Regions from separate parts of the Homo sapiens genome. Here region 1 is linked to region 2. A link is a contact called in ENCODE Hi-C or POLR2A ChIA-PET data. All regions are on one chromosome and are shown on one strand. Each heading gives the region's core, a stretch centred on a gene start or an enhancer-like site at or near the end of the contact. The rest is flanking DNA. Distances are from core to core; before and after follow the strand shown. Region 1 overlaps IVD (isovaleryl-CoA dehydrogenase). Region 2 holds the start of CHST14 (carbohydrate sulfotransferase 14).

Region 1 (2,700 bases), core at 88-2,587, 49 kb after region 2:
TAGAGGTATGAAGTGAATTATCAAAAGAAGCCCCTTAAAGATTCAAAAGTGGTTTTGTCCTGGGAGTGGGAATGGGGATAGGAGGGACAGGGGACTTTTATTTTTTTAAATAAGCTTTTAAAAACTGTAGTATTTTTTAAAACAGTGAACATAAAGCATATACAAAAATTTAAGGGCTGGGCACACTGGCTCAACGCCTATAATCCCAACACTTTGGAAAGTGGAGGCAGGAGGATCGCTTGAGCCCAGCAGTTGAGCCCAGCCTGGACAACATGGTGAAAGCCCGGCTCTACAAAAAATACAAAAATTAGTCTGGCATGGTGGTGCACACCTCTAGTTCCAGCTACTGGGGGGCTGGGGGTGGGTGGCAAGGGGGAGGACTGAGGCCAGAGGATCCTTGAGCCAGGGAGGTCGAGGCTGCAGTAAGCTGAGATCACGCCACTGCACTGGGTGACAGAGTGAGATCCTGTCTCAAAAATAAATAAATAAACAAACAAATAAAAATCCTGGCCTAGCTGGGCGTGGTGGCTCATGCCTGTAATCCCAGCACTTTGGGAGGCTGAGGCCGGTGGATCAATTGAGGCCAGGGCTTTGAGACCAGCCTGGCCAACATGGTGAAACCCCGTCTCTACTAAAAATACAAAAATTAGCCAGGCATGGTGGCACATGCCTGTAATCCCAGCTATTTGGGAGGCTAAGGCACGAGAATCGCTTGAACCCTAGATGTGGAGGTTGCAGTGAGCTGGGATCGCGCCACTGCACTCCAGCCTAGATGACAAAGTGAGACTCCGTCTTAAAAAAAAAAAAAAAAAAAAAAAAAAAAAAAAGTCGGCCGGGCGCGGTGGCTCACGCCTGTAATCCCAGCACTTTGGGAGGCCGAGGTGGGTAGATCATGAGGTCGGGAGATCGAGACCATCCTGGCTAACACGGCGAAACCCCGTCTCTACTAAAAATACAAAAAATTAGCCGGGCATGGTGGCGGGCGCTTGTAGTCCCAGCTACTCGGGAGGCTGAGGCAGGAGAATGGCGTGAACCTGGGAGGCGGAGCTTGCAGTGAGCCAAGATTGCGCCACTGCACTCCAGCTTGGGCGACAGAGCGAGACTCCGTCTCAAAAAAAAAAAGCCTTTTATGAAATGATGGTAATAGAGGATAGGCTTCCCCCAACCCCTCTTCCCTTTCATGTCCTTATTGGCTAAAACAAAACGTCGTTGAGTCCTGAAATCCCAAACTGGGGGCCTTGAACCCCAGGCAAAGGCCATATAGGCTGGCTCCGCGCGTTTGCAACCCAACCCCGCGGGCAGCCGGCAGGGGTCAGGCGAGCTCCATGCGACACTCGAGCTGCGTCTGGCAAGCCAGTGCTGCGCTCGAAGAAGCGCGCTGCCTCGAGGGAGAGGGTCAGAGGAAGGACTCTGGACCTGCCCTAGGCTGGGGGTCGCGACAGATGGCCACCTGGGTCTTAGGTCCCAGCTCCCACCCGGCAGGCAGGGACTGGGAACCTCTCTCCAGACCGCGCGGTGTGTTGACACCAGGTCTAGTCCCATTCCACCGAGGGCAACTCACCTTACCGGTCTTCTGAAAGGGGGCCCTGCGCGAAACCTTGCCTCCTGCACTCGGTTGTGCAAAGATCAAGGATCTCAGACTTGAGAGGGTTACATGGGCAAGGGATTGTTATCACTAGATTATATGGATTTAGAATTAGGACTTAGGCTCCTGGGGAAGCCTGCTTTAGGACTCAGATGGTGGTTGTAGAAGATTGCCTTGCAGACTCACCCTTGGGGATGTGATTAGGTCTGGGGCAGGATCCAGGAACCTGCATTTATTCTAGGTTGCCAAATTTTGATAAGGGGTGTGCTCAGACCACGCTTAAAAAACATCCCAAGGTTCTGTTGCCCTCCCACAGGGCAGGCAGCATCAACAGCAGCGAGCTGCCCTGATAGTGTGACCTGCCTAAAATTGGAGTGGAGTAAGAGCCAGCCGCAGGAAGGAGCAGTGCTGGCAGCTGGTGCTGCAGATTTGCCCAATGCATGTAGGCAACCAAACACGCCCACAAGAACCAAAGTAGACGTGCCCCTTGTTCTTCCATTTACCACTCAGGCTGCATGGTTCATTTTGTTTTTTTTGCTTTTAATTTTAAAACATTTATTTTGCTTCACATATAGAACCAGGAAAGAAATCACCTCCCCAAGTCGACAGGGCTTAGACAGACTGGATGAAGCGCCCCATTTTGCCACATTGTCTCCAGGCTGGTCTCTCCAGCCACACATTAAGCCAGCAAGATGGCCCTTTTAGTCACATTCATCTCCAACATAGCAGGGAGCAAGACAAGGAAGTGAAAGGGACTGCCTATGAGCCCAGGATCTTGCCCTCAGGATGGGACGGAACTGGGGTTGGTGAGGAGCCAACCCCACCTGTCTCAAGCCTCAGGCTAGGAACAGCACTTGGCTGCAGGCCAGGACCAAGAGCCAGGATAGGTGCTGCTGGGCTGAGAACCAAGAAAACCAGTTCCCTCTTTTTGGAACTCGGAAGGGGTGGAACAACCCAGACCCATTCCCTTCTCAGATCACACTCTATCCAGACTGCTGTACAGTGCGGCCCAAAGCTGGAATTCTCAGAACACCCCCATTTTTGCCATGAGCAGATCTGGATTCTAGTTCGTTTTGACCTTGAGAAAGTCAAATTGTGTTGATCTTTTTAAAAAC
Region 2 (2,700 bases), core at 154-2,653:
GTTGAAACCAGTCCCCACCAGCTGCTGGCCCCACACCCATGGTCACTGCTGACACGCCTCCTTGGTGACATTAGGCAGTGGGTAGGCAAAGAGGGAGAAGTCCAGGATATACTTAGGCAGCACATCCTGCAGCAGGGCCCGGGGGGCACTGCACAAGTGGTAATGCAGGCTTTCGGGGCTGGCTGGCCGGTACCAGGCCTGGCGAGCTGGAAATCGGACGTGAGGTGGTGCCCGTACCCACTCCAGCACCTGATTTGCATCAGCCTCCAGCCTCTCATAGGAGCCCACAAAGTCATAGTGCACGGCACAAGGCTGGCACAGGTGGTACACGGGCATCCAATGCTCATTCATGCGCTCAGGGTCCTCATCCACCAGGTATCTCAGGAACTCGGGGAATGTGACATCGTCGCCTGCAGGGCTGGGCCCCGCTCCAGCCCTGTACCGCCTCACTATCTCAGCCCCATAGCGTTGCTGGTACTCTCGGATCTCGCCAAACTTGTTGCGGTAGGCAGAGAGGAGGCGTTCCAAGGGCTCCCGCACAAACAGGAACTTAAAGTAGTGCTGCAGGCGGTAGCGAATCTCCTCAGGCCGCAGGTCGGCCAGGAACACCAGGTCACTGCGGTGGTCCATCTTGAGGCGGACGTCCACGCTGTCCAGGACGCCTGCCAGCACCTTCATCACCCGCTTCCAGTTAGAGCAGGCCACCTTGGGGACGTAGCAGTAGAGGAAGCGGTAACGGTCACTTACGAGGATGTGGCGCAGCAGGGTGCGCCGCTGCCCCACCGGCAAGTCCCAGGGGTCCCGGGGCATGCCTGGCTGTCCGCACACCGCCCGCAGGGTCCTGTTCCGGACGTCCTGCCGCACTTGCAAGTCCGCGTCCCCAGCCCTGAGGGACAGGCCCCCAGGCTTGGGGGCTTTCCCGCGCCAGGCTGTGCCCTCGCGGCCGGGCGGGTGCAGGGGCAGGGGCTTCATCTCGGCCAGGATGCCCCGCTCGATCATGAGCAGCAGCCCGCTGGAGGCCACGATCACCGCAAACATCAGCATGGACGGCAGCAGCAGGGGCGGCCCACCCAGCCCCGCCCGGGCCCTGCCCAGAGGGGCCCGCCTCAGCGCCCGGCCCAGGGGCTCGGCGCCATTTGGGGCCGCCAGCGGGGTCAGCGGGCGGGGGAACATGGTGCTCAAGGGGTGGGGGCCTGCGCGGGCCCGGCCGATCCGAGGGCGGCCTGGAAGGCGGGCTCGGGCTGGGGGCGGGAGGAGGGTCTGGGACCGGGGGTAGTTGGGGAGGGGAGGGCAGGGGACAGCCCTGGCGCGTGTAGGGGTGGCCGGCTCCCGGGCTGCGGCGCCGAAGCGGGCGGCGGGCGGCGGGCGCGGCGAGGGACCCGGGCCGGATGTCCCGCCCGGCCGCTCTCCACCCCCGGCCTCGCAGTGACACAGGCGCGGGGGCGGGCCCACGCCGGGGGCGGGGAGAGGGGCGGGCGCCCCTGCGGGGCGCGGGCTTGGGAGGGCGCACGCGGACCCCTACCCGGAAGAGGGCGCCTGAGTCAGGGCCACCCCTGTCCTCTGGGCTTGGGGACAAAAGCTCCTGAGACCTCGAAGGCAGAAAAGACTCGAGGCTGCTCTCCTGCAGCGTGTGTCCTCAGGGAAGTGGACAAGGGGGATTCGCCACAAACTCAGGCCTGTCCTAGCCCTTCCTCCAGCAACGGGTCTGGAGGCAGGGAGGCGGGCAGCGCTCTCTCCGAGTCCAGACGTGCCGGAGGCTGGTCTTTCCAGCTGGAAGCGGAGCCCTCGGTGTGCTCCCCCTTGCCACCCTTAACTCCCTCCGTCCTGCAGGTCGTGGCCACTCCAGGAAGGAGAAGCAGAACTGTCAGACACTGACCAGTCTCCATGGTGACCCTTGTGTTTAGCAATACCTGGGGACTGACTACAGTGCTTGTCCACTGGGTAATGCTGAAATGTCTGGAAATGGAGTCTCCCCTCCTCTGCCTTCTCCTCATGAGGCAGTGGGATAACTGGGCACTCTGGGGAGGGTCTGACACATTGGTCCATCAGCTGCTGGTGTGGCCAACACACATTTGGAAGGGTGAGGAGCTGGGGGCACAAAACAGCAGGGAAACAGCACGTAGTCTCCTTGCCTGGAGCTAGATGTGTGCTCCATGGCACCAGGCTGGTCACTTGGGCGGACAGCAGACCCGAAGTGCTTTGGATGTCAGCAACCACCATTTCCCACTGGGAACCTGGCTCAGTAGCCAGACTTGGTCCAGCTATGTGCTTGCTGCCTGCAGAGAGCCAGCAAGCCTCTGAAGCAGCAGAGGAATATGATTAGAGCCCAAGTGTACTGAGGACAGCGCCCACTAAGTGTTTTATATTCATTATCTCCTTTAGTTGTTACAGCCACCCTGGCAGGGAGCTAGTGTGGACATTCCCTTTGTACAGCTGAAGTAACAGAGGCTCAGGGAAGATGTGACTCAGTATGGGTGGTTCTGAGTCTAAAACCTAAATTTCTAATCACGGCCCTTCAGAGATTAAAGGAGCATATCATGGAATGGCTAGAAGGGAGGAAGCAGCTGACTCGAGGGCGGACTGTACAGAGCAGGTGATGGAAAATAGAAGATACCAGTGGGAGAATGGAGCTACCAGTGATCAGATGAATTCAGAAGGGTGAGGGGACTTGAGGGATGAGGTGATACTAGAGGGCTCACT

What was found. Hi-C counts contacts between places; a loop is a spot of excess contacts on that map. ChIA-PET counts read pairs that join two places held with the same protein, here RNA polymerase II (POLR2A). Pooled maps may share reads with other maps.
Region 1: a loop to region 2 is called in a pooled map, with 3 times the contacts of the local background. The contact joins the enhancer-like site here to the promoter of CHST14 in region 2. A Hi-C loop is called at or near these places in 1 of 168 maps with a recorded cell type or tissue (CD4-positive, alpha-beta memory T cell) and 6 of 50 pooled maps. POLR2A ChIA-PET finds 5 or more read pairs at or near these places in 12 of 52 experiments (Caco-2, GM12878, H1 and 7 more).

What each region holds. Positions count from the first base shown.
Region 1 is chr15:40,420,713-40,423,412 of GRCh38, reverse strand. It overlaps IVD (isovaleryl-CoA dehydrogenase), which reads right to left. Exons shown (of 12, transcript NM_002225.5): 12 at 2,105-2,700. Among named protein-coding and RNA genes, the nearest start is that of IVD, 16 kb to the right of the region's middle. Within about 2 kb of position 1,337, at least 9 of the 41 ENCODE cell types and tissues checked have a DNase peak (open chromatin) inside an H3K27ac peak, as active enhancers do.
Region 2 is chr15:40,469,687-40,472,386 of GRCh38, reverse strand. CHST14 (carbohydrate sulfotransferase 14) reads right to left here and starts at 1,403. Exons shown (of 1, transcript NM_130468.4): 1 at 1-1,403. The coding sequence starts at 1,173. The coding sequence ends at 43. RefSeq lists enhancers at 1-539, 1,822-1,931 and silencers at 992-1,241, 1,292-1,531.